Linked DNA regions of Homo sapiens: regions 2 and 3 are each linked to region 1. Evidence: read pairs that join two places in POLR2A ChIA-PET (ENCODE). Cell type or tissue: K562. All regions are shown on one strand.

Region 1 (2,500 bases):
ACAGAGCAAGACTCCATCTCAAAAAAAAAAAAAAAAAAGAAAACAGGCCTATCCTATCTTACCTGATTTTTTCATGTCTTCCCGTATCAGCTTATTATATACCAGCAAGTGGATGGACAGAAATTTCCTTGGCTGTTCTGCCATTTTGGGTTTCTTCTACTAATTCAGCCATGTAGTATTGAAAACATACCAGAAGAGCCTGACAGAATTGACTGCACCTGTCTTTGGCTTTGTTTTAATATTTGGAATGTGTTCACCTGGGAAGATTATGTCAGCGTCTGAGGACAGAGGCTGCCCGCGTCTCCTGGCAGTTTCCATATGGCTTTGGAGGGCAGGGGCAGGCTGAGCTGGGCCTTTCCGGGCAGAACTGTCTGGCTTAGACTGTGGCAAGACTGCTGCAGCCCCAGCTTCCCTGCTGTGAAAACTGGCATGTGCATAGCCCTGCACCTCACACTTTCCCCCACAAAGGTGCACCCAGTAGACAGGGAGTGTGGGCTCTGGAGTGGGAGCTGGCCCTGAATAATATATTCCCTGCCCATTTCGATGAACATTGCAAAGAACCATCTTTTCACTTGAGGGTTTACTGTCTTGCCTGGGGCAAGGAACCCTCCACAGCTTGCAGGAGCCAAGTTGGATGTTGGTTAGGCCCAGTCAGTCCTTCAGCAGGCTTGCTCCCCTGAGATCTCGGCCCAGCCAGGGTGCCAGTGGGCGCTCTGCACCCGGGAGTTCAGGGCAGGGGACTGTGGCTGCCTCTGGGCACATGAGCCTCTCTTTGCCCATCACCCCTGTATGAAAGCTCAACTCCTATCCACCCCCTGGGAATAGACCCTGAGCTTAAACAGGGAAGTTGCGCCTGGATGTTTTTGTTGTAGAAGTAATGAAAGTTTGCGGGTGTGTGGACATTGTTAGCTCCTGGATGGGATGTAGTCCTGGAGAGGAGAGAGCAGGGCTGGAGCAGGGGCCCCTTCTCAAGGGCAGAAGGGCTTCTCCCCACTCCTTTCTAGGCTGTCTCCTAGTCCCCAAGCTGGCTTCACCTTGTTTAGCTTTCAACCCTCAGGGTGCTTGAGAATCACCTGGGAGCTGGTCAGATGCAAATGTCCTAGGCCCTCCCCAAGAGCTTGGATTTGATAGGTTCTGGCGGGGGGCGGGGGGTGGGGAACCCAGCCCCAGGGGGTCCATTGCACATGCCCAGGGGAAACCACGCCCTCAAGGCCGGAGGTGGAAGGAGTCACCACTTCCCCAGCTGCTCCCTATATCCCGTGCAGGAGCAGCTGATGAGCCAGATCCGGGAGACGCAGCAGCTCTGCCACCAGACCCTGTTCATCTTCGATGAAGCGGAGAAGCTGCACCCAGGGCTGCTGGAGGTCCTTGGGCCACACTTAGAACGCCGGGCCCCTGAGGGCCACAGGGCTGAGTCTCCATGGACTATCTTTCTGTTTCTCAGGTGGGTTCTGGGGAACAATAGTCAGGAGGGCTGGGGGAGGGGAAGATACTAGCTGGCAGTGGAGGCTTCCACACGCCCCCAGGTTCAGAACCTTTCCTCAAGAAAAAACAGCACAAACTCTGGTACAGAAAGCAGCAGCCAGCTGTGGTAGCTCACGCCTGTAATCCCAGCACTTTGGGAGGCCAAGGCGGCCGGGTCCCTTGAGTCCAGGAGTTCAAGACCAGCCTGGGCAACATAGTGAAACCCCATCTCTACAAAAAATATAAAAATTAGCTGGGCGTGGTGACATGTGCCTGTAGTCCCAGCTACTCGGGAGGCTGAGGTGGGAGAATCGCTTGAACCCAGGAGGTGGGGGTTGCAGTGAGCTGAGATCGGGCCACTGCACTCCAATCTGGGTGACAGATTTTTTGAAACAAATTCCCAAGGCAAGCCTGGTTAGAGAACGGCATAGTCTCCCATCAAGTCCAACACGGCCATTTCTTCCTTCAGCCTTGGAAGTCTGTTTCTTCTCCGATTATGAGAAGTCATCACTGGCTTAAAATCCAGGGTATACGGGTTGAGAAACCCATGCTTCCTCTGAGTACCTGTAGTTCAGTTGTGACGCTACCATGCGGGACCCAGTCACTGAATCACTGCACTGAGGTTCCTGTGCTTTCACTGACATCTTTGCGTGAAGCCAACTTAGAAATAACTTGTCCAACCTCATCTTTTTGCGGAGGCTCCAACTGGGGGAGTCCTGTGTCTGTTACAAGTCAAGTTTGGGCCCTTGTTGACCCAATTTGAAGGCTTCACAACAGCTCGAGCCTCGGTAGGAGTCAAACTGAGTGCTCCCTTCCCAACTCCACTCCGGCCTCGCCTTCCCCAGGCCAGCACTTGCTTGCTGGGGGGGTTTCCCAAGCTGCAGGGCTCACTTTGTGAGGATGGGGAAGTTGGTGAGGGGATGCTGATTTTCATCCTAGCTTGGGGAGTGTGGAGGGGTGAAGGGTTGAGCTGTGGAGGGCAGATCTAGTTTCGGTGTGGATTCACAAGAGGAAGTGAAACAGGGTCCAGGCGCAG
Region 2 (2,500 bases), 530 kb before region 1:
TAGTATAGCCTGGGGCATTATCTGTTTTAACAGAAGCCGGAATGCCCATCACTGCAAAACACGATGTTTAACACAGGCAGAAGACTCTCCTGTTTGGCATGTAGCCCAGACAAAGTGAGAAAAGGTGTCCACACATACATGTACATAAGCTAGTCTCCCAAATGAGGGAACATGTGTGACATCCATTTGCCAAATAGAATTAGGTTCCAGTCCTCAAGGGTTAACTCCTCCTGTAAAAGATGAGGAATGTACCATTTGGCAAGTTGGGCATTGCTGGACAATAGCTTTAGCTTTTTTCCAGGTAATGCTGTATCTGCATTTGAGACCAGAGGCATTAACACAGGTTAAATTGTGAAAGTGTCTAGCATTGGATATCGCAGTAGCAACTACGTGATCAGCCATTTGATTCCCTTCAGTCAAAGGTCCTGGAAGAGGTGTAAGAGCCCTAATGTGAGTGATGTAAAAAGGGTACATTCTACTCCTAACTGCTATTTGCAATTGGGTAAATAAAGTCATCAGTTGTTCATCTGCATGAAATCATAACAGAATTTTCAATTAACTCTGTGGAGTGAACCATGTATGAAGATTCAGAAATCACATTAATAGGCATATCAAAAGCAGTCAATACCTCAATTACAGCTACAAGCCCCGCTTTTTGAGCTGAAGTATAGGGCGTCTGAAAAACTTTACTTTTTGAGCCAGAATAAGAAGCTTTACCATTACTAGACCCATCTGTAAAAACATTCTCAGCACCTTCAATTGGTTTAAATTTAGTTACTTTAGGGAGAATCCAATTAGTTAATTTCAAAAACTGAAACAACTTCGTTTTAGGAAAATGATTATCAAGAATACCCACAAAGTCAGCTAAATGGGTTTGCCAAGTAAGACTATTTATAAAAGCTTACTGTATTTGTGCCTTCCTGAGAGGGACAATAACTTTTCCAGGATCATATCCATGTAATTTAACAATCCAAGTTCTCCCAATCCCTATCATAGTAGCGATTTGATCTAAATAAGGAGTTAGAGTCTGTGAAGTAGTATGTGGAAGAAAAAGCCACTCTACTAAGTCCTGTTCTTGGACAATAAAACCAGTAAGTGAATGCTGAGTTGAAAAAATGAGCAAATCTAGAGTCTTCTCTGGATCTATTCTATCTATTTGAGCTTTATGGACTTGCTTCTCAATCAGTTGTAACTCTGCCTCCGCCTCCTTTGTTAATCTGCTGAGGGCTAGTGAGACTAGGATTTCCTCTAAGGATAGAAAACAGATTACTCATGGCATAGGTAGGAATGCCTAGAGCAGGTCATATCTAATTAATATCCCCTAGTAATTTTTGAAAGTCTAATGTTTTTAGTTGATCCTTACATATGGTTACTTTCTGTGGCACAATAGTAGTGTCATTTACTAAGGTCCCGAAGTAGGAGTAGGGAGGAGTAGTCTGCATTTTGTCAGGAGCTATAATTAAATCAGCGTGAGAAATTGAATTTTGCAAGTGATCATAACATTGGAGTAATATTTCTCAAGTGGGGGCAGCACGAAGTATATCATCCATATAGTGAATAATGTAACACTGTGAAAATTTTTTACGCGTAGGTTCAATTGCTTGCCCCACATACGTCTGGCAAATTGTTGGGCTGTTTGACATGCCCTGTGGCAACACTTTCCAATGATAACGCTTAGCAGGCTGCAGGTTGTTTACTGCAGGAATTGTAAATGCAAACCGTTTACAGTCTTGCTTAGCTAAAGGGATAGTAAAGAAACAGTCTTTTAAATCTATGACTATTAAAGGCCAGTTTTTTGGAATTATAGCAGGAGAAGGCAATCCTGGCTGTAATGCTCCCATAGGTTGTATAACTGAATTGATGGCTCTTAAGTCATTTAACATTCTCCATTTACCTGATTTTTTATTAATTATGAAAACTGGAGAATTCCAAGGGGAAAATGTTGGACCTATGTGCCCATTTTCTAATTGTTCAGCAACTAATTTCTCTAAAGCCTCCAGTTTCTCTTTACTTAGTGGCCATTGTTCTATCCAAATTGGCTTATCTGTTATCCATCTTAAAGGTATAGGTTCTGGAGGCTTAACAATGGCTGCCATCAAAATGATATCCTAATCTTTGGCGGGAATTTTGTCTTTCTGCTTGAAGCGGTTCTTTCAAACCTTGCAACTTTTTTCTAGTCCCATACCAGGGACATGCCACATTTCATGCATTGTATGTTGACTTTGAGGGCTATATAATTGTTCTGGAATTAGAACTTGTGCTCCCCATTGTTGCAATAAATCTCTTCCCCATAAATTTATAGGTACAGAAGTTATAATTGGTTGAATAGTCACAGGTTGTCCATCACGTATATTTTGCCCTTCACAATGCAAAATATAACTACTTTGATATACTTCAGGGGCTTTATCAACTCTAACTATGTTAAATTGAGTGGGTTGAATTGGCCACGTGGATGGCCAGTGCTATAGAGAAATGATTGAAATATCTGCTCCTGTATCTA
Region 3 (2,500 bases), 130 kb after region 1:
AGGCCGAGGCAAGTGGATCACTTGAGGTCAGGAGTTCGAGACCAGCCTGTTCAACACTGCGAACCCGGGTGATGGAGGTTGCAGTGAGCCAAGATCACACCACAGCCTGGGTGACAGAGCAAGAATCCTTCTCGAAAAAAAAAAAAAAATTTAAATAACTGTTTACCAATCAATAACTGCAAAGAAAACTCAGATTAGTTCAAAGCACCTCCGTGGAATAAAATCTGCACTGTAACATGCCAGGTACAATATCTCTGAGTGTACAATGAGGAAAATACTCTCTCCTTATGTATTTGTCCATTCTCACGCTACTGTGAAGAAATACCAGAGACTGCATAATTTATAAAGGAAAGAGGTTTAACTGACTCCCAGTTCTACATGTCTGGGGAGGCCTCAGGAAACTTGAAATCATGGTGGAAGGCACCTCTTCACAGGGCAGCAGGAGAGAGAACAGCCAAGTGAAGGGGAAAGCCCCTTATAAAACTATCAGACATGGTGAGAACTTACCATCAGGAGAACAGCATGGGAGAAACTGCCTCCATGATTCAATCATCTCCACCTGGTTCTACCCTTGACACGTGGGGATTATTACAATTCAAGGTGAGATTTGGGTGGGGACACAGAGCCAAACCACATCATCCTACTTGCTGAATATATCAATCATTTAAATACTACTGAGTGCCTGGCACCATTAAAGGTACAGGGACTACAAGGGTGAACAAGACCAAGTTCCTGTTCTCACAGGTCTTACCATCTAAAGCAGCAATGTCCATTAGAAATATAATGCAAGCTGGGCAGGGCATGGTGGCTCACACCTGTAATCACAGCACTTTGGGAGGCCAAGGCAGGTGGATCACCTGAGGTCGGGAGTTCGAGACCAGCCTGACCAACATGGAGAAACCCTGTCTCTACTACAAATAACAAAATTAGCCAGGCATGGTGGCAAATGCCTGTAATCCCAGCTACGCGGGAGGCTGAGGCAGGAGAATTGCTTGAACTCGGGAGGCGGAGGTTGTGGTGAGCCAAGATCGTGCCATTGCACTCCAGCCTGAGCAACAAGGGCAAAACTCCGTCTCAAAAAAAAAAGAAAGAAATACAATGCAAGCTGGCTGGGCGTGGTGGCTCATGCCTATAATCCCAGCACTTTGGGAGGCCGAGGCAAGAGGATCACCTGAGATCTGGAGCTCAAGACCAGCCTGACCAACATGGAGAAACCCTGTCTCTACTAAAAATACAAAATTAGCCAGGCGTGGTGGCACAAGCCTGTAATCTCAGCTACTTGGGAGGCTGAGGCAGGAGAATCGCTTGAACCTGGGAGGCGGAGGTTGCAGTGAGCCAAGATCACACCATTGCAATCCAGCCTGAGCAACAGGGGTGAAACTCCGTCTCAAAAAAAAAAAAAAAAAAGAAATATAATGCAAGCTACAAATGCCATTTTACTTTTTCTAGTAACTACATCAAAAATTTAAATTCAAAAAATTAATTTTTATATATATGTCTATCTAAAATATTATTTAAAACATGTAATCAATATAAAAAAATTAATGCAGTACTTTATATTCATTTTTTCCATACTGAGTTTTGAAACATAATGTGTATTTTATTACAGTACTTCTCAATTAGCTTATTTGTATTTATTTATTTATTTTTACGCTTATTTTTATTTTTGTCTTTTTTTTTCTTCCTTTTCGTGGAGAACAGAGTCTTGCTATGTTGCCCAAGGCAGGTCTCAAACTCCTGGGCTCAAGCTATCCTCCCGCCTCTGCCTCCCTGAGAGATGGGATTACAGGCATGAGCCACCGTGCCCAGCCTATTTATTTTTAAATACAGAAAGGGTCTCACTATATTGCCCAGGCTGGTCTCAAACTCCTGGGCTCAGGTGATCCTCCCACCTCAGCCTTCCAAACTGCTAGGATTACAGGTGTGAGCCACCACTCCTGGCCAATACTTCTCAGTTAGGACAAAGGACATTTCAAGTGCTCAAGAGCCACAGTGGCTACTAGCTGCCATCCTCAACAGTACCAATATAGGGAGGAAATGGATGGGTGCTGCTAATTTTTTTTCCATTTTAAATCTTGTCATATTCTTTGACTTCTAAAACTGCCTGCATGTATTACTGTGGTAAAAATAACTAAAAGAGTCCAGGCGTGGTGGCTCACACCTGTAATCCCAGTACATTGGGATGCTATAGGCAGGAGGATTGTTTGAGCCCAGGAGGCTGCAGTGAGCTATGATCATGCTACTACTGCACTCCAACCTGGGTGACAGAGTAAGACCCTATCTCTTAAAAGAAAAAAATTATCTAGAAATATCAGTTTTAATAAAATAAAAATATCAGTACAAAGTTATTAGATGCAATACAAGTAAGGCAACCAAACCTAGACTCAAGATGGACATACAAAATCAAGGCTTCCTATACATTAGCAATAAGCAATTAGGAAAGATTATACTTAACAACAAAAATCATAAAATGCCCACTAATAAACCTACCAAGTAATGT

What was found. ChIA-PET counts read pairs that join two places held together with the same protein. Peaks named below come from ENCODE experiments on the same cell type or tissue, not always from the same donor. Only the 100,000 strongest peaks of a DNase experiment are listed, where the experiment ranks them.
Region 2: POLR2A ChIA-PET joins it to region 1 with 5 read pairs; 3 of 35 experiments call an interaction of 5 or more read pairs at or near these places.
Region 3: POLR2A ChIA-PET joins it to region 1 with 6 read pairs; 9 of 35 experiments call an interaction of 5 or more read pairs at or near these places.

What each region holds. Positions count from the first base shown.
Region 1 is chr1:179,086,646-179,089,145 of GRCh38, forward strand. TOR3A (torsin family 3 member A) reads left to right here. Exons shown (of 6, transcript NM_022371.4): 4 at 1,266-1,444. Among named protein-coding and RNA genes, the nearest start is that of TOR3A, 5.8 kb to the left of the region's middle. RefSeq lists enhancers at 991-1,892, 1,893-2,500. In K562, no CTCF peak of the experiment used is centred here; a DNase peak (open chromatin) is centred at 1,156.
Region 2 is chr1:178,556,050-178,558,549 of GRCh38, forward strand. The region is part of intron 2 of LOC105371632 (a long non-coding RNA gene); the gene reads right to left. Among named protein-coding and RNA genes, the nearest start is that of C1orf220, 15 kb to the left of the region's middle. In K562, no CTCF peak of the experiment used is centred here; no DNase peak of the experiment used is centred here.
Region 3 is chr1:179,211,658-179,214,157 of GRCh38, forward strand. The region is part of intron 1 of ABL2 (ABL proto-oncogene 2, non-receptor tyrosine kinase); the gene reads right to left. Among named protein-coding and RNA genes, the nearest start is that of ABL2, 17 kb to the right of the region's middle. In K562, no CTCF peak of the experiment used is centred here; no DNase peak of the experiment used is centred here.